Regions from separate parts of the Mus musculus genome. Here regions 2 and 3 are each linked to region 1. Evidence: chromatin loops called from intact Hi-C (ENCODE). Cell type or tissue: left cerebral cortex. All regions are shown on one strand.

The links. Hi-C counts contacts between places; a loop is a spot of excess contacts. Peaks named below come from ENCODE experiments on the same cell type or tissue, not always from the same donor. Only the 100,000 strongest peaks of a DNase experiment are listed, where the experiment ranks them.
Region 2: it touches region 1 in a loop (4-fold over the local background); 22 of 42 quality-filtered maps call a loop at or near these places.
Region 3: it touches region 1 in a loop (4-fold over the local background); 5 of 42 quality-filtered maps call a loop at or near these places.

What each region holds. Positions count from the first base shown.
Region 1 is chr1:134,411,585-134,419,584 of GRCm38, forward strand. Cyb5r1 (cytochrome b5 reductase 1) reads left to right here. Exons shown (of 9, transcript NM_028057.3): 9 at 1-154. It overlaps Adipor1 (adiponectin receptor 1), which reads left to right and starts at 3,794. Exons shown (of 8, transcript NM_028320.4): 1 at 3,794-4,001. In left cerebral cortex, CTCF peaks have their summits at 851 (motif pointing right), 3,395, 4,095 and 4,294; DNase peaks (open chromatin) are centred at 3,765 and 4,094; H3K4me3 peaks cover 2,107 bases; H3K27ac peaks cover 1,457 bases.
Region 2 is chr1:134,358,339-134,366,338 of GRCm38, forward strand. Tmem183a (transmembrane protein 183A) reads right to left here and starts at 3,661. Exons shown (of 8, transcript NM_020588.2): 1 at 3,424-3,661; 2 at 3,196-3,285; 3 at 2,419-2,586. The coding sequence starts at 3,532. In left cerebral cortex, no CTCF peak of the experiment used is centred here; a DNase peak (open chromatin) is centred at 3,696; H3K4me3 peaks cover 1,577 bases; H3K27ac peaks cover 1,244 bases.
Region 3 is chr1:134,491,475-134,499,474 of GRCm38, forward strand. Rabif (RAB interacting factor) reads left to right here and starts at 3,165. Exons shown (of 2, transcript NM_145510.2): 1 at 3,165-3,335. The coding sequence starts at 3,210. In left cerebral cortex, CTCF peaks have their summits at 2,285 (motif pointing left) and 3,699; DNase peaks (open chromatin) are centred at 3,128 and 3,664; H3K4me3 peaks cover 1,416 bases; H3K27ac peaks cover 1,255 bases.

The DNA.
Region 1 (8,000 bases):
TGTGTGTGTGTGTGTGTGTGTGTGTGTGTGTGTGTGTATCTCAGGCCCTGCCCAGGATAGCGTGAAATGATTACTCATAACTTAAGATTGCTGCCTGTACAAAGTGTGTCTGGCTGTTCAAATAAATGGAGCCGAGGCCCTAATGATCTCAAGGAATCATTGTCGTCGTGTCTGGGGTCCTTGTCCTCTAATGCTTAAGGACATTGGAAGGGAAGGGCTCCCAGCACAAAATCTTCTGGGTGTTTTAGAGAGCTTCTTAGGAGCTGTGCCATATGCTGAAATGTGAGCTGCCACCAGGCGCAGGGCTCATGCCTGCAGCTGTTCTGCAGAGCCAGAGCCCAGCTCCTCCCTGGAGGCTTTAGAGGTGGAGGGGAGGAAACAGAGGGGGCTTTTAGAGTATGGATACCCCTCTCTATGGTCCCTTAACTTGGTCAGTCTTCCCTTCTTTCTGTGTACCCATCTTCACGCTAATCCTTCAGGGTACCCGGCATACAAAACAAAGTGTTGCCTTTCCATTTGGATGAGACGTCTTTAAAAAGTAACCTGACATCACCAGTTCTGCACAGATTTGGTGACTGGACCGAGTTGGCCTCTCTCAGGCCTATCAGTCCTAAATAGCTGTCTAAGCTGGAGAACTCCTGATCCAGTCTACTCAGTTCTCCCAGGATAGGACTAGGCGTGGCTTCACTGTTAGTCTCATTGGGAGAAAACAATGTTTTGGATTCAGTAGGAGGATTAGTTTAGTTTTGCTTTTCATCTATTTTATGTCTATTTTTATATTATATATTACATATATTATTTTATATGTCTATGCACCACATGCATACAGTACTCAAGAATGCCAGAAGATGGCATCAGATCCCATGGAACTGGAGTTACAGACATTGGAACTCTTGTGCCATATGGGCACTGAGAATTGAACACTGGTCCTCTGGAAGAGCAGTGGTGATCTTAACTGCTGAGCCATTTCTCCAGGCTCTCAACATTTTTTTGTTTGCATTTGGTTTTGTATGGAACTGCATTTCTGTCTCTGGGACCCCTGACAGAAGATTTATAGGGACCCTCAGAATTCACACACACACACACACACACACACACACACACCCCAGTAGCAATAGAATAGGTTCTTCAGTAAAGTCCATTGGGTGTTACTCCATCTGATATTAATCTTTTTTGTTTGTTTTGTTTTGTTTTGTTTTTCGAGACAGGGTTTTTCTGTATAGACCTGGTTGTCCTGGAACTCACTTTGTAGACCAGACTGGTCTTGAACTCAGAAATCTGCCTGCCTCTACCTCCTGAGTGCTGGGATTAAAGGCGTGCGCCACCATGCCCAGCTTAATATTAAATCTTGATCAGCTAGTATGTGTATGCCACTGCTCTGCGAGCCACCTCACCCTCAGAAAGGAAATTCTTTCTTAGGATTGTTGAACTTGCTGGAGCAGCCCAGTAGAGAGTGTCCTGTGTGGAAGCTTACTAGTCCTTGCTTTGTGAAGAAATGATTGCAAACATTTACTAAGGAACTATCATGTGAGCAAGCGTGTTTTCCGAGGTTGCAGCTGTGACAAAGGAGAGCTGGTGACAGACTTTCTCTCTCGAACTCCTTCAATCTAAGATCACAGCACTGAGTGATCAACACCACTGCAGAGCTGGGGTTCTAGGACACTAGGGCCCTAATAGGAGGGGATGGAGAAAGAGGAAGAATTTACATCTTGTTAGCAGACATGTACCCGGTACCATTTGAAGGATTTTGCCTATATTGCACAATATAATCCTTATGCTAATCCTGTGAGTTGAAGATTAAGGATTTGTGAGAAGAAATGCAGCTGGTCAGTGGTTGGCAGAGCCAGAAGCTGAATTTAGGATTATCTGTAGCCAAAGCCAAAACAAACCAAGAGCTGAGCATTGGAAACTGCTTGGATCTTTTGGAAACAGGTGAGGGAAGAGCAGTTCACAGAAGGATCAGGATGCAAAAGCCAGAGGAATGAGAAGTAGGAGAAATTTACTAAGGTCCAGAATACCAAAGAAAGATGGAAGAAGATGAGGCCCGATGGAAGAAGCTTAAAGCCAGCTTGCAAAGGGCCATGCTGTGGGCGGTGGTGGGGCTCCCCTGCCAGATCTCCATTAGTGTGAGGGCAGCCTGGCCTGCAAGCTCTACCCAGAGAAACTATCTTGAAAAAAACAAAAGATTTTTAAAAACAAATAATTTAACACTTAAAGGGGGAGCAGCCGGGCGTGGTGGCACACACCTTTAATCCTAGCAGGAGGCAGAAGCAGGCAGATTTCTGAGTTTGAGGCCAGCCTGGTCTACAAAGTGAGTTCCAGGACAGCCAGGGCTACGCAGAGAAACCCTGTCTTGAAGAAAAATAAAGTTTCCAGATTTTGTTTTGTACAGCAGGTAATTTATTATTATTATTTTTATTAAAATATAGGTTTCTAGTCAACTGTTTTTTTTAAAGATTTATTTATTTATTTTATGTATATGAGTATACCATTGCTCTCTTCAGACACACCAGAAGAGGGCATTAGATCCAATTAAGATGGTTATGAGCCACCATGTGGGTGGCTGGGAATTGAACTCTGGACCTCTGGAAGAACAGTGGGTGTTCTTAACTGCTGAGCCATCTCTCCAGCCCCAGGTAATATATTAACAATAGCTAGTTGTTATGAAACTCTATCCATTTGCCAGGCATCATGCAGACACTGCCTTAGTCCTGACAGACCTGAAAGTAGCACCTGAAATGTCCTTAGTCCTGACAGACCTGAAAGTAGCATCATTTCCCTTCGTTTTCAAGGTTAAGTAGTGATTTGGAAGGACTCAGTAATGTGTAAAGATCGGCTGGCTTGGGAAGGAAACTGGATCTACAAGAACCCAGAGTCTATGCTTTTAACCAGAACAAAGTTGACTTCACTCTCCTGGGGCATCCATCTAGCATTTGGTCACCTTTTCTTGCATTTAGAGCAGTAACAGCTGTGCATCGTTTTTTGGAGTATAAGAAAATGAACACTCCCAAAATACTATATTGTGTGGTTCAGTTCCGGCAGAGAAGCACACTATATTGTCTTCTAAGATGTGCCCTCTGGGTCACATGGGAACATGGACTGGCACAGAAAATTGTCAAGCTAGGCTTGTTTGAAATAACTTCTCCCTTTCTGATAAATAACAGGAACCAAAAGTTAAATCAGTTGAGTGAATAGATTCATGGTAGTCGTTCCATACATAGCATACCAGAAGAAGAGAGGGAGGGATTTGGAAAATGGATATAGAAATAGTTTCGGAGCTGTATGGTAGCCCACATTTGAAATCCTAGCATTTGAAAGGCTGAGATAGGATGGCCTCGAGTACAAGGCTCACCTGGGTTGCACAATTAAACCCTTTCTCAAACAAAAATAAAAGTGTGGGTTGGCGTTGTTTAATCCTGCCACTAGGGAGGCGAATCTACAGGGCGAATTCGGGACAGCCAGGGCTACACGGAGAATCCGTGTCTTGGAAAAAGGGGGGAAAAAGTGTTTCTGTACTAGAGATATAGTGGCTTGCCTAGAGGTACAATTCCCAGTACTAAGAGAAGGAAAAAAAAAGTGTTTCGGAGCTGAAAAGCGAGGCCGTGGGGTGGGAAACTAAGATTGCCTTCCCAGCTCCCTACTCCCAGCTCCCTACTCCCCTACACGCGCCCGTCGTAGGCCGGGAGAAGAGGCTTTTGCAGTCCGCCAGTGTAGGGCCAAGCTGGGACAGCCAGAGCCAGCGATTGGTCAGATCAGGGGCGGGGCGGGGCGAGCCTGAGCGCGCCCTGATGATTGGCACGCGCAGGAATGCCTGGATCGGAGCGGGTGAGGTAGCGCCGGGAAGGTGACGCGGCTGCGGAGGTGACGCCGTGCGGTCGCGCGGCCCTTCCGGCGCGGGCAGGGCGCTGAGGATCGGGCGCCCCTCGGCCGCAGGCCGCCTCCAGTGCCGCGGGATGTAGCGCCCGGGCCCGCGGCCCCCAGCAGAGGCAGCCAGCCAGGCCGTAAGTGTCCCGGGGGTGGGCGGGGCGCGGGCCCTGCAGGCTCTGGAGGGGACAGCACGGGAGTGGCCCGCCCCTGGATCGTCGCTCACCGCCCGGCCCTCCGAAAGGTCCTCCGTAAACATTTCCGGCCCCTCCCACCGCGCACCGCCTCCGTTCGGGGGGCTGCTCGCCGCCGTCGGGGCCCGGCAGTCCGCGAGTGCTGTCTCCGCAGCCGCGCGGTAGACGGCCGCGTTCCAGCCCTGCTGGCGACCCCCGGAGTTGAGCCTGCGAGTTGGGTGCGGGAACACCGGCCCTGGGTGGCCGGGAACCCTAAGGCCACCACCGCGATCCGCAGGTCAAACGTGACGGGGCTCCCTCCTGGATAGGGTCGGTCGGGAAGTTGATGGAGACTCGACAGGCCTAAGGTACTACTCAACTAGAATGTAAACAAGATGCCGAAGTGTTGGGAAGGGCCAGATTTCATCTCAGAAATCTAGGGTTGATGGATGCTGGTTTGTTTGAGAATTTGAGTCTCGCACTTGCTTTTAAGAAAATAAAGTGGCTCGCCGTCAGTTTCTGGCGGTTCGTAGTTGAAGAAGCTGGACAAATTTCAGTTTACATAGTTTCAGATGTCAGCGGAGCACTAAGAGACCATGGGATCTTCTATAATAATAATCTGATTATTTCCCTCGGGTCTTTAGCAGACAGACCAGAAAACCCAGCAGTTAAGTTGTGTGGTAAATCAAACGAAGATGGCAATAGGTGGTTCTTTGCAGAACCAAAGCCATGTTGGGATGTGCTCACTGCTTTTTTTTTTTTTCCTTTTGATAATGCAGGGCAGGCTGTGATGGTGCAGTCGCAGTTCCTGAGAGTTTATAGCATCAGTCCACTGCCAGGAACTCAGTCAGATAGGATGGCGCTAAGTGGATTGCAATGTCAGGGTTCCCGGCCTGCAGCCACTGCATTTCTTTATTACAGAAGTAGTTTTTGTGTCCATTTTTTGTGAAAGGTCTTTGAGAAGTCAGTCTTCAAAAGCTGGTGTTATTAGTGAAGTATTAGACATTGGTGTGGGCCTTCAAACACTGCACCTACTCCCGCAGGGTAATCTCCGCTGGGGTGTTCACAGTAGCCCAGAAACGACAAGATTTTTGAGAAAGAAGTAAATGAGTGGCTTTACCCGTGTGAAAGATAAATTAAGGAAGCAGCCTTAATTTCATAGCCTCTGCGCCTCCCTCCCCTCACTCCACCCCCCCCCCCTCACGGCAGGAGGAGGGGAGCGGTCAGCACCTTAAAATGAATGGTAGGCTAAGTTGTGTCACTTCAGAGTGACCTCATTTTCTTAAGCTTCCTGATGGAAAGTGCATTATTCGATGCTCTGGGTAGCCATGCTACCATGTAAACCGCTGTTTACACAACTGTACCCCTGGAATGCCCTGCCTCAGATGTCCATGCCTATCAAATCTTAAGATCTACGAAGTTTTGATCATCTCTACTAAAGTGAAGTTTTTCTTCTCAGTTCCTCCAGCACCTGTTAGCTCTTAGCTTCATAATGATGCTATCAGAAAACAAATTATCACCTAGGTGGAAGGGACGCGTACTTTTAATCGTTATCCCAGCACTTGGGGGCAGAGACAGGTGGATCCCTGAGTTCGAGGCCAGCCTGGTCTACAGATTGAGTTCCGGGACAGCCAGGGCTACAAAAAGAAATCCTATCTCAAAACAACAACAACAAAAAGAGGAAAAGGAGGAAAAATAAAAGAAAATTTTCAATAAACACCCTTAAGATATTTTAAAAATGTGTACAGCTGTTTGGGCCATATGTTAATGCCTGTTGCCCACAGAAGATGGGTTCAAAACTGAACCTATGTGAATGCTAGATATAAAGCAAGGCCCTCTGGAAAAGCAGCCAGTGCTTTTAGCCATTCGGCCATGCTCCAGCCCTCAGCAACCCCCTTTTGGTTGCTGCTTTGTTTTTTTGTTTTTGTTTTTGTTTTGTTTTGTTTTGTTTCTAGACAGAATTTATCTTCGTAGGCCTAGCTGTCCTGAAATTCTGTAAATCAGGCTGGTCTGGAGCTCAGATTTGCCTGCCTCCACCTTCCAAATGCTAGAATCAAAGGTGTGTACCACTACCACCACCGGCCGCCACCTGGCTTAGCAACCCTTCTTAAAGGACCTCACCAACCTGTCCAAGCTCCTTACTCTGCCTTCTCCCTGAAGCAATAGCCAGAACTGTGCATTGTATAGTACTCAATAGATGCTCTCAGATTAAAGGACAGAATTTACCCTGCTGGAGGCAGTTGCATTCTCCCTGTTTCTGTAGGAAGGAAATCCAGGCTGAAGCTCAGACACACCCGGCTAGGTTATCCTGCTTGTCTGCTTGACACTGTGTTAAGTAACATGGAGTTTCTCTTGTTTGGTACTGGTATTCATCAAACTTGTTACATTTTGTCTTTAATGGTCCTTTGTCCCCAGTTGGCTCATCAAACAGTATTCACCATGCTGAACTTCTTCCCATTTTGCTGCTTAGAAATGGGGGTATGACTAATGTTTATAAAGTTTGTAGCAAACTTTATAACTCTGCAAATTGAATTGCAAAGATCTTGAAGATACTCTCTAGTCAAACCAGTTCCAGGTGCTTGGCTTTTAAGCCAGTACCTACCAGTTTCCTTGTGCTTTAGTGGGACCGTGGGGGTGTACAGTTTAAAGTGGGTTTGGGGATAAAGAGTTTTAAAGTAACTTTGGGGGTACACAGTTTACTGTGAGTGCTATGCTGTACAAACTATATTGACCAAATATTTGTAATGAGCTTGATTTTTTTTTTTTTAAGCAGCTGGCATGGGACATACCTATAAGCCCAGCTTTCAGGAGACTGAGACAGGAGGGTGATTGCCAGAGTTTCTAGATCAATTTAGGTTACTTAAAATGCCCCAAGCCAGGCAGGACAGCATAGCAAGACCCTGTCTCAAAAAGAGCTGAGGTAATGACATGAAAAAATCTCTCCTCCTCCTCCTCCTTTCTGTGGAGCTGACTGTAGGGAAGTTTGCCTGCCTGTGAGATTAAAAAGACTTCTTCTCTTCTGTTGAGATAGGAGAGCCTCAAAGGAAGTTAGATTGTGACTTGTCTCCCTTCAGATTCGGAGGCAGTGACACTTGGCATCAAGTAAAGTTCCCATTACTGTAGTGTGGGGCCTTGACTCATTTTTCCCCAGTGGAGCAATGAAATCAACCTCCCTAACAGGCTGGGTAGAGGAGAAAATGGATCTTTGTCTGGAATGCTAGGCTGCTCTGTAGAATAATGAGAGCCAAGCTGCATAGATAGACCCCAACTCACCCACCCTCTTAAAAGGCCCGGAACCTTAGGTCAGATCTCCTAGAAGCTCTGCCTTAGACTCCAGGGAAAGTATGTGTCATAGCCTGGAAAACTTGGAAACTGCTTCAGAGAATAAATTATCTTCAGAATCTCTAAGGGCAACTCTCCAGCTAATTGGCTGGTGATTAAAACTCAACTTTTTCTCCAAGTTTAGTGCGGGATTATCTTATTTGTAGGAACACAAACGCCTCTCCTTCTCCACGGCTTTAGTCTATAACAGCTTACATTTATCCAGTTGGGAAGCTTAGTGGTAAAAGTTTATTAGCTTGAGTGGAAGAAATCCCAGCAAAAATGCCCTCTTGGGTTTGGCCCAGTCATAATTTGCTGTGCTGGGTGTGGCCCATTTGAGAGGAAAGGTGTTTCCTCTAAAATGCATAAGGGTTTAGAGGCAGACACACAGTGGGATTCCAGAGTCTCTTGGAATCAGTCTCACACCTTAGGGCTTTGTGTTGATTTAAATTAAGAGCCTAAGATGCTTGCAATTTCCTGTTGGTGAGTGGTCCATGCTATAGGAGCAATGGTTTCAGGGCCCAGTGTTACTGCTCTCTCCTCTGCCAGACCTCAGATCCCTCCCTCTTCCTTTCCTGTCTCAACTTTTCGTGGTCAATTAGAGAAACAAGCAAAAATACTAGCTTGGATTGTGTCTGATCT
Region 2 (8,000 bases), 53 kb before region 1:
AATAACAACACATACGCCAGAAAGCCACCATCTTAAATAATCATTTATCTCTGAGGCAGATCTCACTTTGAAGCCCGGGCTATCTTGAAACTTGCTATGTAGACCATGCTGGCCTTAAACTGCCTACCTTTGTCTCCCAAGTGCTAGGATTAAAGTCAAGCACCATCACACCGGGCTCATCGGGACTTTTACAAAGCTGACTAAAGCTAAAGGTTGTATGTCTCAGGGATAGGGAGATGGCGCAACACTACACAACTTGAAAAAGGCAGGCATGTGTGTGTCTGCATCGCTTGCATAGCTGCTCCCAAGAACAGAAGAGAGCACTGGCTCCACTAGAAGGAAAGGTACAGATGACGTAAGCCTCCATGTGGGTGATGGGTCCACAGGGGTCTTCTGAAGGGCAGCCAGTGCTCTTAACCATGGAGGGATCTCTGGAACATTCCGGGTCTGTTGGATTTTTAGCTCTTCAGACAGGGTCTAATGTAACTCAGATTAGCCTCCAACATGTAGCTAACCTTGGCCCTGGACTCCTGGTCCGCCTCCACCTCCTGAGATTACTTGCTGGCTAACAATAGTATTTTTGAAAACTATCTCTCTTTTGAGGGTATGACACTAAAACATTATAGAGATAATGATATATAGAAATTGCTCAAAATTGAAACATAAATAGTAATGAATTTATAGCTGTTGCATAGTGGTTATAACGACTTCATTAAAAACTAAAGGATAGGGACAACCAGACGGCTTTGCAGATAACAGTGCTTGCAGCCAAACCTGACTGAGTTTACTCCCTGGAACTCCAATGATGGAAGGAGATAACTATCACACTGTCCTCTGATCTCCACCTTTACACCCAGGTATGCTCAACTCTGTTATCCTACCCCCTATACACACACAGTCAAAATAAACAGATAGACAAAGAAATTTTAAAATTATTTTTAAGAGAAAATAATCAAAGTAGATGTACCTTAATAGAGAGAAAATAAAGCAAAATAAAAGAGAAATGATGTTCAAGAGTGTACATGCCACAAATCACTTGTCTAGTAAGTGATTAGATCCTGACTATGTGAAGGGAGTCTTATAATGCAATATTTTAATTTAAAATGAAGAAGCAAAGAAAAGCCAGGCATAGTGACACACTCCTTTAATCCTAGAACTCAGGAGGCAGAGGCAGGCAGATCCCTGAGTTCAAGGCCAGCCTGGTCAGTTCTAGCACAACCAGGGCTACACAGAGAAACCCTGTCTCGGAGGGAAAAATGTTCCTATGCTACTGTTAGAAACACCAAATGGCACAGCCACTTCACTGATTCCTCAAAAACTTACACACAGATTGCCATACAATCCAGAAATTTCATGCACTCATTACCTACTAGAAATGAAAGCATTTACCCAGGCAAGACTTATCCCTGAAGTCATAACACAAAGTAGTCAAGTAAAAGGCAATAAAAGCTGGTACACATGCCATATGGATGAACCTTAAATACTTTTAAGCCATATGAAAGAAATTAGACCAGAAAAAGTACGTTATATCTTAAGACCCAGCATCTGGGAGGCAAAGGCAGGCATATCTCCGTGGATTTGAGACCTACAAACCAGACTGGTCTACAAAGCAGTTCCAGGATAGCCAGGGCTGTTACATGAAGAAACCCTATCTCAAGGAAAAAAAAAAAAAAAAAGAAGAAAGAAAGAAAAGAAAGGAGAAGGAAAGAAAAGAAGCGAAGAGAAGAGAATATTGTCTTGAAAAGCCAAGATGGTTTAGAAGTTGTTGCCCTTGCAAAAGACCTGGGTGTGGTGGGTCTCAGAACCCAAATCAGAGTTCACAACCATCCATCCAACCATCCAACTCACAGCTCCAGTGACAGATCTAACGACCCCTTCTGACCTGAGGGTGCCAGGCATACAAGTGAAGCACACACATACATGCAGACACTCATATTCAGTTCCTCAAAAAAAAAAAAAAAAAGTAAATAAACAAAACTTAAAACGTTAAGTCGGAAATTTTCTGGAAAATGTGTACACACACGCACACACATATAATATGTATGTATACATCCCTAACAGAATTTTAAAAAGTGTAACTAATGTTGCTGTTAATTTTTGTATCATGGAAAAGAAGGTTATGGGGCTGGAGAGAAAGCTCAGCAATTAAGAGCACTGATTGCTCTTCCAGAGGTCCTGAGTTCAATTCCCAGCAACCACATGGTGGCTCACAATCATCTGTAATGGGATCTGATGACCTCTTCTGGTGTGTCTGAAGACAGCAATGGTGTACTCACACAGACTAAATAAATCTTTAAAAAAAAAAAAAAAAGGTTATCACCGACAATCACTAGTTCCTTGTAGATCTCCCCTCACATTGAAGAGCGACAGCATCCATCACCACAGACAGAGCTCAGTGCTCAGGAAAGCAACCCGTACCTTTATGTCTCTTGCTCTTCTTTTTTCTGGAGACTGATCTTTCCTGAGTGCTTTCTTCCTGGGCATCCATCTCATCACTGCTGTCCAGGATGTCACATGGCTCACCCACCCCGGAAAGAGCCTCCTCGGCAGGAACCTGGGACGCTTCCAAGCCACAAAGAGATTTTACTAGGAGGAAACAAGGAGAGAATGAAACGCACTTGGTCCCATCTGCAAAAATCTTGAAAGCAAGACAAACATAACAAAAAAAAAAACAAAAAACCCAATATGCCAAAGAAATGGAAGTCAACTGCATGGTAAAATATGCACAAACTACCAAAAAAAAAAAGGGGGGGGGGACTGGTATCAAGGAGTGGCAGTGGAAATTAACGAGTACAAAAAGTTGTGTGGGATTTTGTTCTTGTTTTGGTTTGGTGGTTCTTCTGAGACAGGACCTCACACTTGCTAGGTAAACCAGGCTAGCCTTAAACTCACAGAGATCCACCTGTCTCTGCCTCCCCAATGCTGAGATTAAAGGAATGCCCACCGCAGCTGGTCACAAAGTTGGTTTTAACTCAAAGAGGAAACAAAACCATTTCGGCTCCGGAACCTGCTGATCCTGGCTACACACACCCATCCCATCCAGGATACGAAACGAGAAAGTAAACAGTGGGAAGAGCAAACACGTTCATGACCCAAAGGTCAGTAGAAAAAACACCGGGACGCAATTCCAGGTAAATACAACACCCAATGCTGTCTCTTAAAAGCTTGGGCCTAAAAAGACCCACGAAAGCCTACCTTCCTGCTGAATAGCGTTGGCCACGGCTTTCTTGACCCGTCCAGACCTCACCACCGCCGGATCCGAGTTGGCATAGTCCGCCACGGTCACTGAAACAGAGCAAAGCGCCAAGGCCTCCTCAGACTCGAGGCAAAGTCTCCGCCACCGCTCCCCGCCGGGTCCCGCCGCGCCCGCCCCGGCCGCCCAGCCCGCCTTGGCCGCCCAGCCCGGCCCCGCCCCTCGCCCACCTCGGCCCGAGCAGGCGTCGTGGGCCCGGAACTTGAGCCGCTTTCCTCTCTTGGGCATGGTGACGGTGTCCCGATGAGGCCCGCCTAGCTGGCCGGAGCCCCGGGCCATGTCTCGGCCCCGAGAGCCGGCTCCCGGAGCCGCAGAGCACCTCCACCCGGCTCTGCGGCCATCCCCGCACCGAGGCCGCGGCTATCGCGAGGACTTCGGCGAGGGCTCTGGGTCCCGTTGATTGCCGACGCCCCTCTCGGGGAGCCAATCGCCTCCGGGGCCCGGTGACGTCATCACCCGGCGCCCTCAGCCGCAGCGGAGGCCAGGTTCCCAAAGCGGAGCGGGCTGTAGGACGGGGAGTGCGTTGTCACCGTCTTCATCACCGTCTTCTCTGGGGCGTTTGGTCCTCCAGACCGCGTTCTTTAGAACTAATAATTTACATCGTGGTCCACTTCAGCATCTAGATTGCATATATCTTGTTTTCGTCATTCTCTCTTTCCCACTTACGTCAAGTAACCTGAACGTAAATATCAAAGCGGTCGCTATAATTTTGCTTACAAAGGCTTTGAAATTCTCTCTGCAGATCAGTGGCTAACTCCTGTAATCCCAACACAGAGAAAGGATCAGAAGGTGAGAGTCATCCTCGGTTCGTAGCCAGCTGGGCTACAAGAGATGCTGCCTGAAAAATGAGTAAATGTCTGAATTCTCAAAGTAGAAGAGATTCTTAAAAGGTTTCCCATCACCATCATCCGAGCAAATTCTAGAAGGATAGATGAGAACATATAATTCCTTTGTATTAAAAGAGAAGTCCCGTGTTGTGTCTTTTTTTCTTCTAATTCCCTTTCAGCTCCCAAAGTGTTAACAGTCCCTGGCTTAAGAAACAGTCCTTTTGACCCAGGCAACCCAACTGGCTAGATCTACTCAGAGAGTGCCCTATAAGACACCTCAAAGGGGTCTCCATTTTATTCTACCTAGTACTGTGCACAGAAGTTCATAAAGAGCAAACCACATAACTTACTAGAATTATGAAACAGTCTACCACCAGGGATCATAGAATAAGGCTTGGATCACTTGGGAATGATAACTGAAACAACATAATTGGTTATAATCATGCTCTAATTTATCTAGAATTATAACAGGAAGCAAAGGTCTAACAGCCTATAATTGTTCTAAATAATTTTCCATGTATACATAATTAATGTCTGTAGTTGAGTTCAAAATACAGCTGGTCAGCACAGAGCCTTCTCATCTCACGTTACCAGTAAAAATTTAATGAGGCTTTCATGCATGTAGATCTCTGCTCATGTGACACTCTTTAATACTCACACCCAGGAGTCCAAAGGGAATCAAAGATGCAAGAGACTCAGGCCCTATTAATAAACCACTAACTGCTTTAAAAACATAAGGATTTTAGCTGAAATGTTCTCTCATTTTAATCCTTTGGAATGAAAAACATGCTAGTTACACCAAAAAAATTTCTCTTTCAAATTTTGATTGAAAAAAATCTTAAACAAGATTTCTTGGAGTATTTAGCCAATTTAGAGGAACAAAGAACCCATACGTCTTTTATTCCTCATTTCAATAAAAAGTAACAAGTGGAGGCCTAGGAAATGCTTACTCTAGAAAGTGCTTGCCAAAAAAAAAAAAAAAAATGCTTGGCAAGACTTTATCATCTCTCAACCTCCACATAAAAGTCAAGAGTTGTGGGGTTAGAATGGTGGCGATGGGGACTCACTGGGGATGTGGGCACAGGCTATTCCCTAGGGCTCACTGGCCAGCGCACACACACACACACACACACACACACACACACACACACACTTGAGCAACGAACTTTCAATTGGTTGCATTAATGATCAGACCCAATTTTACAGGTTCTTTCTCAAAAGATAAACAGAAAAGTTACCTAATTTACCATTGTATTTAAATAGAAGTTATTTAACCTAACTAACGGGAGAAATTGGTCTTTCTCAAACAAGTGGGAAATGTAAGGACAATATGTGAATAGTGAAAGAATTAATATGTCCACTATACTCCTGCATTACATTGTAACTTTACTTTGTGCTAATAGTAAATATTATCGTGTGTGTTTGTTTTAAGAGCCTTTCTTTAAAGCCTATCCTGGTTTTTATGGAATCTTTGGTCAGTGCAACATCCTATTGGAGACAATCCAGTAACATGAAAATGAAAAGAAGTACAGGTTGTTCTCTTCAGCGTCCTACTTTTCAAGAGAAAGCATATAGCCAGGAGTGGTGGCACAGGCCTTCAATCCTAGCCCTCAGCAGGCAGAGGCAAGGGACATCTGTGAGTTTGAGGAAACCTGACCTACCACAGCAAGTCTCAAGCTAGAACTTAACAAGAGCTTTCTCAAAAGTAAAAATACATTTAAACAGAGTATAGAATGTGAAGTTAAGCTTGCGTGGGTAAAAATCTATAGGTGTAGTACACATTTGTAAGCCCAGCATTTCTGAAGCAGAGGCAGAAGGTCATGAGCTTAAGGTCAGTCTGGATGAGACCTTGTCTCAAAAAGCCAAGGGCTGGTTCAGGAGACTCAATGGTAGAGCACTTGCTTAGCATATGACCCTGGGTTTGAGCCTCAGAACTGAAAATACAAGGTCTAGCTACTTATTATATGTAAATTAAGCCTTTACCTAAAAAGTTTGGCCTGCTTGACAGGATTATCAAATGATCACATTCACTCATAAAAATCATTTAAAATAGCATACAGCAAGCACCCAGTAAATATCAACTATTGTTGTGGTAGTGGTGGTGATAATGAGAGTTGAATTGTGGCTGCTGTTATTTTGTTTTGTTTTGTTTTTTCAAGACAGTCTGTGTAGCCCTGGCTCAGTGTAGCCCTGGCTGTCACCCTGTAGACCAGGCTGACCTCAAACTCAGCCCCTCCTTCTGGAGTGCTAGGATTGAAGGCATGTGCCACCACTTTCCAGCCTGTGGCTGCTGTTATTTTCAGACACGTGAGTGGGATGAGATGCCTCAGCGGGTGTTTTCCACACAGCCTGATGACCTTTTTGTCTCTTCTTCAGGAAGACAGATTACAGTGCAGAGTCACAGTCAACGCAGGCCATTCCAGTAGACTAAACTGATAGCAGACTAGCCTGCAAGTGACAAGATGAGACTTCAGACAGAAGACTATCTTCCAAGCTCATATCTAAAACCAGCATACTATGTCACCCTTAAAATTAACATTAATAACCTAAAAAAAATCAATGTACCAAGCAAATATCAAGCCAAACTATGGCATCTTGGAGAAACTCTGTAAGACAGAAAGCAAATGGGAAAAAAGGTTACTTAATACATTTCCATGATGTGTCAAAGCTTTGGGCAGAATCTGAGAAGAATTTAACCCTTCCTGAGAATCTAGTGGCATCAGAAAAGTATATTAATTAAATCTAGCTAAACATGATTGTGACTGGCTTTGTTAGCCTTATTAAAACTATACAATTTTTTAAAAAATTAGTTCATTTAGTTTAATTTCATTTACTGAATATTACAATCAGTATGGGCATAGAACCCCCCAAGACTAAGTTCTAAGAACAAAGGAAAGAAAATTTTTGACCCCAGGGGGACAGAGGGTAGGGAATAAGAGACAAAAACAGGAGATAAAGGATGAGGGAGAAGGGGAAGGGAACAAGGAAGAGAGGACAAGGATATTTGTCCCAAAGGGGAAGAAGGACTAGCTCCGGATACAGAAATAGACAAGACTCTCAGCTAAAATGGCAGTTTATAAAGGTACAAGGGGAAACCCTGGGTTAGGGTGAGGTGTCCCATTTTAACTGGGCGTGTTAATTAGGTGAGCTAAAGGGGACTTTCAGTTGCTGGACTTCATTCGATACTTTGATAGCTGGACCTTGGTAGTAAGCCTCAGGAGAAGGAAGTGGCCAGTGAGAAGCTAGACCTCGGTGACTAACTTTAGGAATGTAAGCAAACGGATCTTAGCAAGGCAGAGGGAATCAGGGAGAAGGGCAAGGCCTGCCAGAGCCATGTTTGTCATGCTCAAGCTGTCCAGAGTCTTCACTGAAGCATTTCCAGTTAAAATAAGAACAAGAAGAGTCGCCTAGTGATGGGGCCTTGGGGCTGTTGTCTGGGTTTGGACCATTTTCCTTCCTGTAACAAGGACTTACCTTGAGTACATTACTTCGTCTTACCCTCTAAATATGTGAAATGGACAGAATCATGGTACCCATTTCATAGAGTCAGGTACGTGAGAAAGTATCTGGGAAGCGTTTAGCTTAGTATTGTTTTTTGTTTTTTGTGTTTTTTTTTTTTTTTTTCGAGACACGGTTTCTCTGTGTAGCCCTGGCTGTCCTGGAACTCACTTTGTAGACCAGGCTGGCCTCGAACTCAGAAATCCACCTGCCTCTGCCTCCCGAGTGCTGGGATTAAAGGCGTGCGCCACCAACACCCGGCTTAGCTTAGTATTGGTATATTGTATGTACTCAATAAACATCAGCTACAATTACAAGCAGAAGTATCTTACAGTATCTGAACTACACTCTCATAAGAGAATCCTTGGTGAAGTTTTATAACAGATAATTGATCTGGCCCCATAACAAAGATTGGAAGCACC
Region 3 (8,000 bases), 80 kb after region 1:
CAAGTCTCTCTCGGTCTCAGAGCCAAGAGAAAGCAGGACAAGAGGATCAAGAGGATCAAGCTATTTGTCTGTAGCAGATGTATGTGCCAGCTTATTGAACCACAGCCTGTGAAATGTGGTTCATTTATCTTAGAGGACCAGGGAAGGTTGGCGGGTAGGAGAAGAAAACACAAGAGAAAGAAAGGGCTGATAATTAGCTCTCAGGCATCAGTGCTGGTTTCTGAATTTTGAGCCATGTCCACAGTTCATGCACTGAAGCCACCACTGAACAGTTACAGAAAACCAGGAAATAAAATTCATTGATTTTTTTAAAAATTTGCATAGCTTTACATGAAAAAAATATGTTCATAAACAGAATTCCATTCATTTGCTCTTTCCTCTTTAAAAAAAAAAAGTATGTGACTATGTTGCAGGAAATATTAAAAAACGAATTGGCATGTTCCTGCCCCAGTGGCCTGGTTGGCCCCGCACTGGAGGGCAATGGTTGACCTGTTGTTATCTCATGAAGACTCTCTGCCTCAGGGCTCCAAAATCTCTCCACCCAGCTCGCTAGGTTCTCACTGGCAGGTCACTACCACACTAACTCCATGCTTCAAATCCCCCACGGCCTTCGTGGTACACCCTGGGCAAACCCATGCTTTGCCGCCATACCTTTCTCTCTTGAACCCAGACGAGCTGCCCTCTGAACAAACTTAGTTCAGAAACGATGGTAATTCAGTCACTGGGCACAACAACTAAAATCCTAACCTTGTAAGCCTTATTAAACCTAAATTCTCTGGTGGCGAAACCTGACGCATGCTCCATTAAAACCGGGAGACACTTGTAGCTGCGTCCTGTCCTCATGCTATCCCCATCCAAAAAAGCCTAACTCTCTCCTGCTTCCTCTCTTCCTCTGTCCAACACGGAAGTCCCACTTACTCGCCCAGTGATTGGCTCCTTTATTCGTTAGGTGATGGTTCACAAGAAGTCACCTGAGTACATGACTCATTCCTCATTTGCATCGAGCAAGTGCTTCCCGGAAGAGTGGAATTAGCATCAAAATACAAGCAACAGCATGAATGTGTATGTCTATGTAACCTGTACACCCAGTTGTAGGGCCTATGGAGGCCTTTGGAAGGGCAGTGTCTGCTCTTAACTACTGAGCTGTCCTTAAGCATCCCCTTTGTGTGGTAGAGGCAGAGGATAGCCTCAAGTATTGTTCCTCAGATACTATCCACCTCGTTTTTTCCTTGTTTTAATTTAGTATGAGGGTAGCTGTGTGTGTGTAGTCAGGACAATTCAGTAGAGTCAACTCTCAGACTTTTATGCAGGTTCCAGGGATCTGACTGCAGTTGCCAGGCTTGCGTATGCCATTGAGTCCCCAAAATTTCTAAATTTTGTCTCTGCCCATCACTAGGATTACACGCTAGTGCCACCATGACTGAATTGTTCTCATGCTTGTAAAGCAAGCTGTTCACAGAACTCAAGATCAATCAGTTTCCTAGCCCTGGGAAACTTTATTTGTATGATCATCATCTGAGTTCTACACAGTTCTGTCATAGTTAAATCCATTCCCTTATGACGTAAAGTAACTGATGTCCTAACCTTTACACTTTTCCACCACTGTCTACTTTATCAGCAGCTCTTTCTGAAATTCAGATGTGGTTACCACAGTGCTTAATATAGAGCCAATTATTGGCAAATATTGATGTGTTTCTGTCCCCAAGCTCCATAGATTTCCATATCTTGTACTGTAAAGTTCAGTTTCCTTAACATGCATCAGATCCGTGGTGTTGAGGGGGCATATTCTACCATTCCGATCTCATTAGTACAGTCTCTCTCTACGCAGAAATATGCTTTAGTCGCTGGTTTACAAACCATTCTTAAGTTTGATCCCTTTTTTTGTTTGTTTGGTTTTTGTTTTTGTTTTTTTCAAGACAGGGTTTCTCTGTGTAGCCCTGGCTGTCCTGGAACTAACTCTGTAGACCAGGCTGGCCTCGAACTCAGAAATTTGCCTGCCTCTGCCTCCCAAGTGCTGGGATTAAAGGCTGTGCCACCATTGCCCAGCTTTAAATTTGATCCTTTTCTAGTGTACCCTGTGTCTAAAATCTTTCATTCCTGACAACCAAATGGTTAATTAAAATGATACCTACGGGGCCTGGAGAGATGAGTCATGGTTGAGTGCCAGCTGATGACTGTTCTTTCAGAGGATCTGGGCTGGGTTCCTGGCACCCATGTGGAAGGTTACAACAGTCAGTAACTCCAGTTCCAGACATCTTGTGCCCTCTTCTGGTCTCCACAGGCGCAAACACAATGCACTTACATGTAAGCCAAACACTTATAAAAAATATCTTTAAATAAATAAGTGGGTGTGCAGTGGTTGTGCATGCCTTTAATCCCAGCTAAGGTGGCCAGATCTGTCTGAGAACAACCAGGGCTACACAGAGCAACCCTGCCTTGAAAAACAAATACAGAGATAAAAGACCCAACATCCTAGACAGCTGTTTCCTAATCCATTTCTGAAATTGTTCTATTATATTTGAGTCTATGACCTTCTCAGGTTACTATTCTCACATACACAATGTCCATCATCATGTAATGTGGGACTAACAGGGGAGCAAGACTGCATTCTAGAACAGTAAGGTGGCTTAATTCCCTCGTTCTGATGTCCTATACACATTGCAAACCTTAGCCTTCTTCCTGTATTATGCCCGAGGGCATACCCTCTAAGGAAATGACGTTTTCAAAATTACTATAAGCAACGCTTTGCTACCTAATAAATGGCCACTATTAGTCTAGGCTTAATATTATCACACTTTTCGCAACACTAAATGTACTAAGCATTATACATACTTCTTACATAGAAAGCAATTGTTTTGTATCTAAATCTTGCTGAGGTGTGACCTGACCCGAATTATCGCCATCTACTCATGAGGCAAGGGAAATATCCCAAGAGTTAGTGGTAAGGCTAGCCATAGTGATTTGCTTAGGCCAATATTAAGGGCGCCTGGGAGACCAGGTATAGTGAAAAAGGATTGTCACAAGTAACTCCTGACACTTCCGTCCGGCAATAGAGAAAGGCGCCTGCGCAATAGAGTTCAGACGCCTGCGCAGAGGTACAGCGAGAGGCACGGGCGGGGCGCCCCCAGGGACCTGCGCCAGCGTAGTTCCGGGTGAGCCAGCTCAGATCGCGCGTGCGCCGTTGTGGCTGATGGTGTGGCGGCACGGCGATGGAACCCTGCGAGCTGCAGAACGAGCTCGTGTCAGCCGAGGGCCGGAACCGGAAGGCGGTGCTGTGCCAGCGTTGTGGCTCTCGGGTGCTGCAGCCAGGGACTGCTCTTTTCTCTCGCCGGCAGGTAGGAAAGTGCTTGATGCTGCTTAGAGTCGCGCTGTCCTGAGCGACCCAGCGGCTCCGGGTTGCTCCTGGTTCCCAGGTTTCCGGAGACCGCGCCCTTCCTTGCGCGTCTTTGCCCCTCCCCGCGTCGTGAGGCCCCGCCCACTGGCTTGGTTGGGGACTGGGACCCTCGTGTCGAGGCACAGTTGCCTGGTCCCCTAAACTGTTCTCTCTCGCAGAGTACTCCCTCAGAGGGTGTGCCTGTCCTAGGCGGCCCACCCGCCCCCAGGCTTTGGGTATCCTGCGCGAGCTAAGGGACGAACCCTAGCCCCCTGTTTCCTGGAGCTCTGGCTAACCTGCTGTACCCCGCAGGTGTATCTCCAGCCACCACTCGGTGTCGCCCCAGGGCACCTAAGAATCACTGGATTTCCTTCCCACCATAGCTTTTATCCATCTTTCAGTCCCTACTTGTCTCATTTGCTTCTCCCCAGAGGAGCTCCAGGATCAAGTTTGGTGGAGAGAATTCACACCGAGTGACTGCTAGTACCCAACTTTTCTAAGTCCCCCGAGATACAATTCCCAGGACGAGGCATTTCGAATAGATTTCGAAGGTTAACCATTCTTTTCTTGCAGTTAGGACTTTTTCATGTAGGATTTTGTGTGTGTGTGTGTGTGTGTGTGTGTGTGAAAGGTTTATAAAGTTAAATTTTAATTAAAGTGAAAGAGAAAGCACACTCCTGATGATAAGAGGTAATCTGGAATCTGAATCCTAAGGGTCCCCCACCCCCGTGTGTGTGTGTGTGTGTGTGTGTGTGTGTGTGTGTGTGTGTGTGTGTGTATGTGTGTTTAAGTTGTTTGTTTGTTTGACAGGGTCTCCCTATGTAGCCTTGGCTGGCTTGGAACTTGCTCTGTAGACCCAGCTGGCCTCTAACTTAAGAGGTCCACCTGGACTCCCCACTGCTAGGGATTAAAGGTATGAGCCGCGTATGGTAGGGTTTTAAAATAAGTGTCTTAAACCACCATCACCCCAATGAGAAAACTGAAAGAAAAAAAAAGTTTCTGAGCCCTTTTTTTTAAGTGTAACATGCGATCCTATTGGATAGTACAAACTAAATTGCTTTCAGACCCTCATTATAAATGGTTTGTAAGAAGCCACTGTTCTTTCAAGTGGTGGAGAGTCACATACAGCAGTGTCTGCTGCAAGAGCGTGTTCTGATGGCCTTGTCTGTGGAGTGGGTGGAAGTCCGTTTTAATAAGAACTACTCGGACAGGTAGTAGAGTTCTCCACTTATTTTGTAAAGTTAGTGGCCTTGCGGAGGGATGGAGCTGAGCCAGGGAACTGGATCCTGACCTGCGCACTTATTAACACCGGAAGAGCTGTTGAACCTCCATGACCTTGCGCTTGCTCCTTCTGACCAAGTTGATGAATAGGGAGATTTGGCACTGTGAGCACAGTGCCTCCTATATGGGACAGTTCTTGTTCTCGAATGGCAGCTTGCCTGCTTGTGTAAATTGACAGAAACTTAAATGTTCCCGAATGGCATGTGGTGGCCTGCGCCTATCTTAGCACTTAGGGCTGGCTACCCAGTGAGATCAAAGCTAAAAGGGGTACATAATGAGACCCTGTCTGTGAACTGAGTAACTCTTTTTTAAAAAGTCAAGACATTTCTTAAAAGAAATTTTGTAGTAGTCAGGTGTGATGGTGCACACCTTTAATCCCAGCACTCTGTGGGGTAGGCGAGCTCAGTGAGTTAGAGGCCATCCTGGTCGACATAGTAAGTTCCAGGTCAGCCAAGACTATTACACAGAGACAAACTTATCTCAAAAGACCAAAAAGAAGAAAGAAAGAAAAAAAAAGATAGTTTATAGTTACAGTTTTTGTGTCATGTGTTTTAAATAGATGTTTCATAGGAGGGAACCTGTAAGCAAATTAAACTGTATATTACAAATCATATTTTGTTTCTCAACAGAGTACCTTTACAGAGAACAAACCATTTGGAACACACATTTTTAAAACTGAATCCCTATGAAGTGTCAACATGGCTCTTTAGTCGTTCCCTGGACTGTTGAGAAATTACTGTGAGGCCAGTCTAGGCAAGCTGACACTCCGCCCTCTTAGGGATGACCTTCCAGGAGGCAGGAGGAAAGTGTCTGAGCAGTCTGGTTCTCTCTGTAGGCTGACCTCAATATAGGAAAAAATTAAAAACAAAGAGAAGATGCGAAGATGCCCTTCCAGGCCTAGAGAGTTGGCTCACTGGTTAAGAGTTCTTGAAGCACATGTCAGGTGTCTCACAGTTCTTTGTTGCTCCAGTTAGTTGGATCTAGGGGATCCAGCATCTTTTTCCACCCTCTGCAGGCACCAGACATGGGTATGATACACACATGCAGGCAAAGCGCTCATAAAGTAAAAATAAATAAATCTTTAAGATTATAAAAGCAGTTCTTGCCAGGCGGTGGAGGTGCACGCCTTTGATCCCAGCAGTTGGGAGGCAGAGGCAGGCGGATTTCTGAGTTTGAGGCCGGCCTGGTCTACAGAGTGAGTTCCAGGACAGCCAGGGCTACACAGAGAAACCCTGTCTCAAAAAAAACCAAACTTTAAAAAAAAAAAAAAAAAAAGCAGTCCTTTCACCATTTAAGAGAACCTGGAGAGAGACAGGGCATGAAGAGGTCTCCTTAGAGGTGGCCCATAGCATTTTCACCTGTAAGGTAGTCTAGTGTAGTCTGCATGGCAAAGCTCTGAAAACCATCCCAGCATCGACATGATGCAGGACCTGGTGATAACTCTGCCGTGCATTTCATAGTCTAAGGCAGTATGTTTTCCACCTGGGAGTAAGTTTTTCCCCAAAGGGAAAAGTCTAGAGACAAACACAGATATTTTCCATGGTAAGAATTGGGAAGGGGTATTACTGACTTCAGTAGGCTGCTGTCTTGTGTCATGTGAGGCTACCCCTCAGAGCTAAGAATTCTTTGGCCCAATTTTTCAGAAAGTCAAAGTTCCAGAAACCCTAGACCCTACATTGCAAATATCTGGCACCTCTGCTACCTCAGTTGACCTCTTGGTACCTTTTGCTACTTACACCACTAGACTCTGAGGGCCTGTGTCCTATCCACGTGTGTATCTTCTATACCCAGGCTGTGTGCATAGTGAGAACTTAGGAAATAATTTGGTCTTCATAAAAGCTATTAGTCTGGGGTGAATAACGGATTATTATTGATATACTGGATCAGAATTTTGTGGTTTTACCCTCCCCTCCCCCCTTTCTAAAGTCAGAGTCTTATAAAGCCACGCCAGCCTTGAGTTCTCTGTGCGACCAAGGACGGTCTTGAACTTAACAATCCTTCTGGCTTACAGGCATGGACCACTGCCCCAGTATGTTCTCCTGGGTATTGCACTTATGATAGACTTTATGCCTGCTTGACAAGAACTTTGCCAATTGAGCCACATCCCTGGTTCAGTTTGATTGGCACCTTTACTCCTGTTTGCAGCAGACAATCTGGGTTGTTTTTTTTTTTTCAGTCATAGAATCGGTTCCCCATAGAAAATATTCATACCATACTCTCTCTCAGGACCAATTTCTTTTGTTTGTTTGTTTTTTCGAGACAGGGTTTCTCTGTATAGCCCTGGCTGTCCTGGAACTCACTTTGTAGACCAGGCTAGCCTCGAACTCAGAAATCCGCCTGCCTCTGCCTCCCGAGTGCTGGGATTAAAGGCGTGCGCCACCATGCCCGGCTCAGAACCAATTTCTGTCCTACTTCAGTTCCTGTGATTTGATAAAGGCTGGACCAGAAGCGCTTGGAGAGGAGAGGGTTCGTTTGGTTACCTGTCCATTAACTGAGGGAAGCCAAGACAGAAACTCAAGCAGAGCAGGGACCTGAAACAGACCATGGAGGAACGGTGCTTGCTGGCACTCCTACCACCCAAGCTCCCACAGAGCAGCCCTCCATGCTCTGAGCACTCAGTGGCTTTCCCAGCCCAACATTCCAAACACTTCCACAGTTCTCCTCAAAACATGGTGATCACAGCAATAGCCCACCCTCTGCTACTGACTTCTGTTTTAGTTTGATTTCTGTGGCTGTGGTAAACACAGCCAAAAGCCTTAGGAGGGAAATGTTCATTGTATCTTAGCTTACAGTTCATTATGAGGGGAAGTCATGGCAGGAGCCAGGAGTCAGGACCCTGGAGGTGGGGCTATAGAGGAGAGCTGCTCTGCTGGACCGTGGAGGTGAGGCTGTTTTATTCCCCCCCCCCCCCCGCCATTGTTTGCTCAGCCTGCTTTTTATATAGTCCAGGACCATCTGCCTAGGGGGACACTACTTACAGTGGCCTCCCACATAAATGTCCCATCAAGAAGAATGCCCCACAATTTACCTGCAGGCCAATCTGATTGAGACATTTTCTCAATCAAATTTTCCTGTTCCAGGTGACTCTAGCTTGTGTCAGGTTGACAAAAAACACCCAGCATACTTTGGACCAAAACTGTTTCAGGATTCAGGGGTGGGATTTTTCGGGGTGGGATGGAGGAACTTTTTGCAATTACACAGTGAAGTATTTTAGGCTTGAGAGACAGATCTAAACATGGAATTCTTTTGTTTCATATCCACCTGTCTACATAAACTGAAGACAAGTTGATGTATTTTTGGTGAGCCTTTATTTTGCTTAACTCCCATTCCATGACACTGACAATGG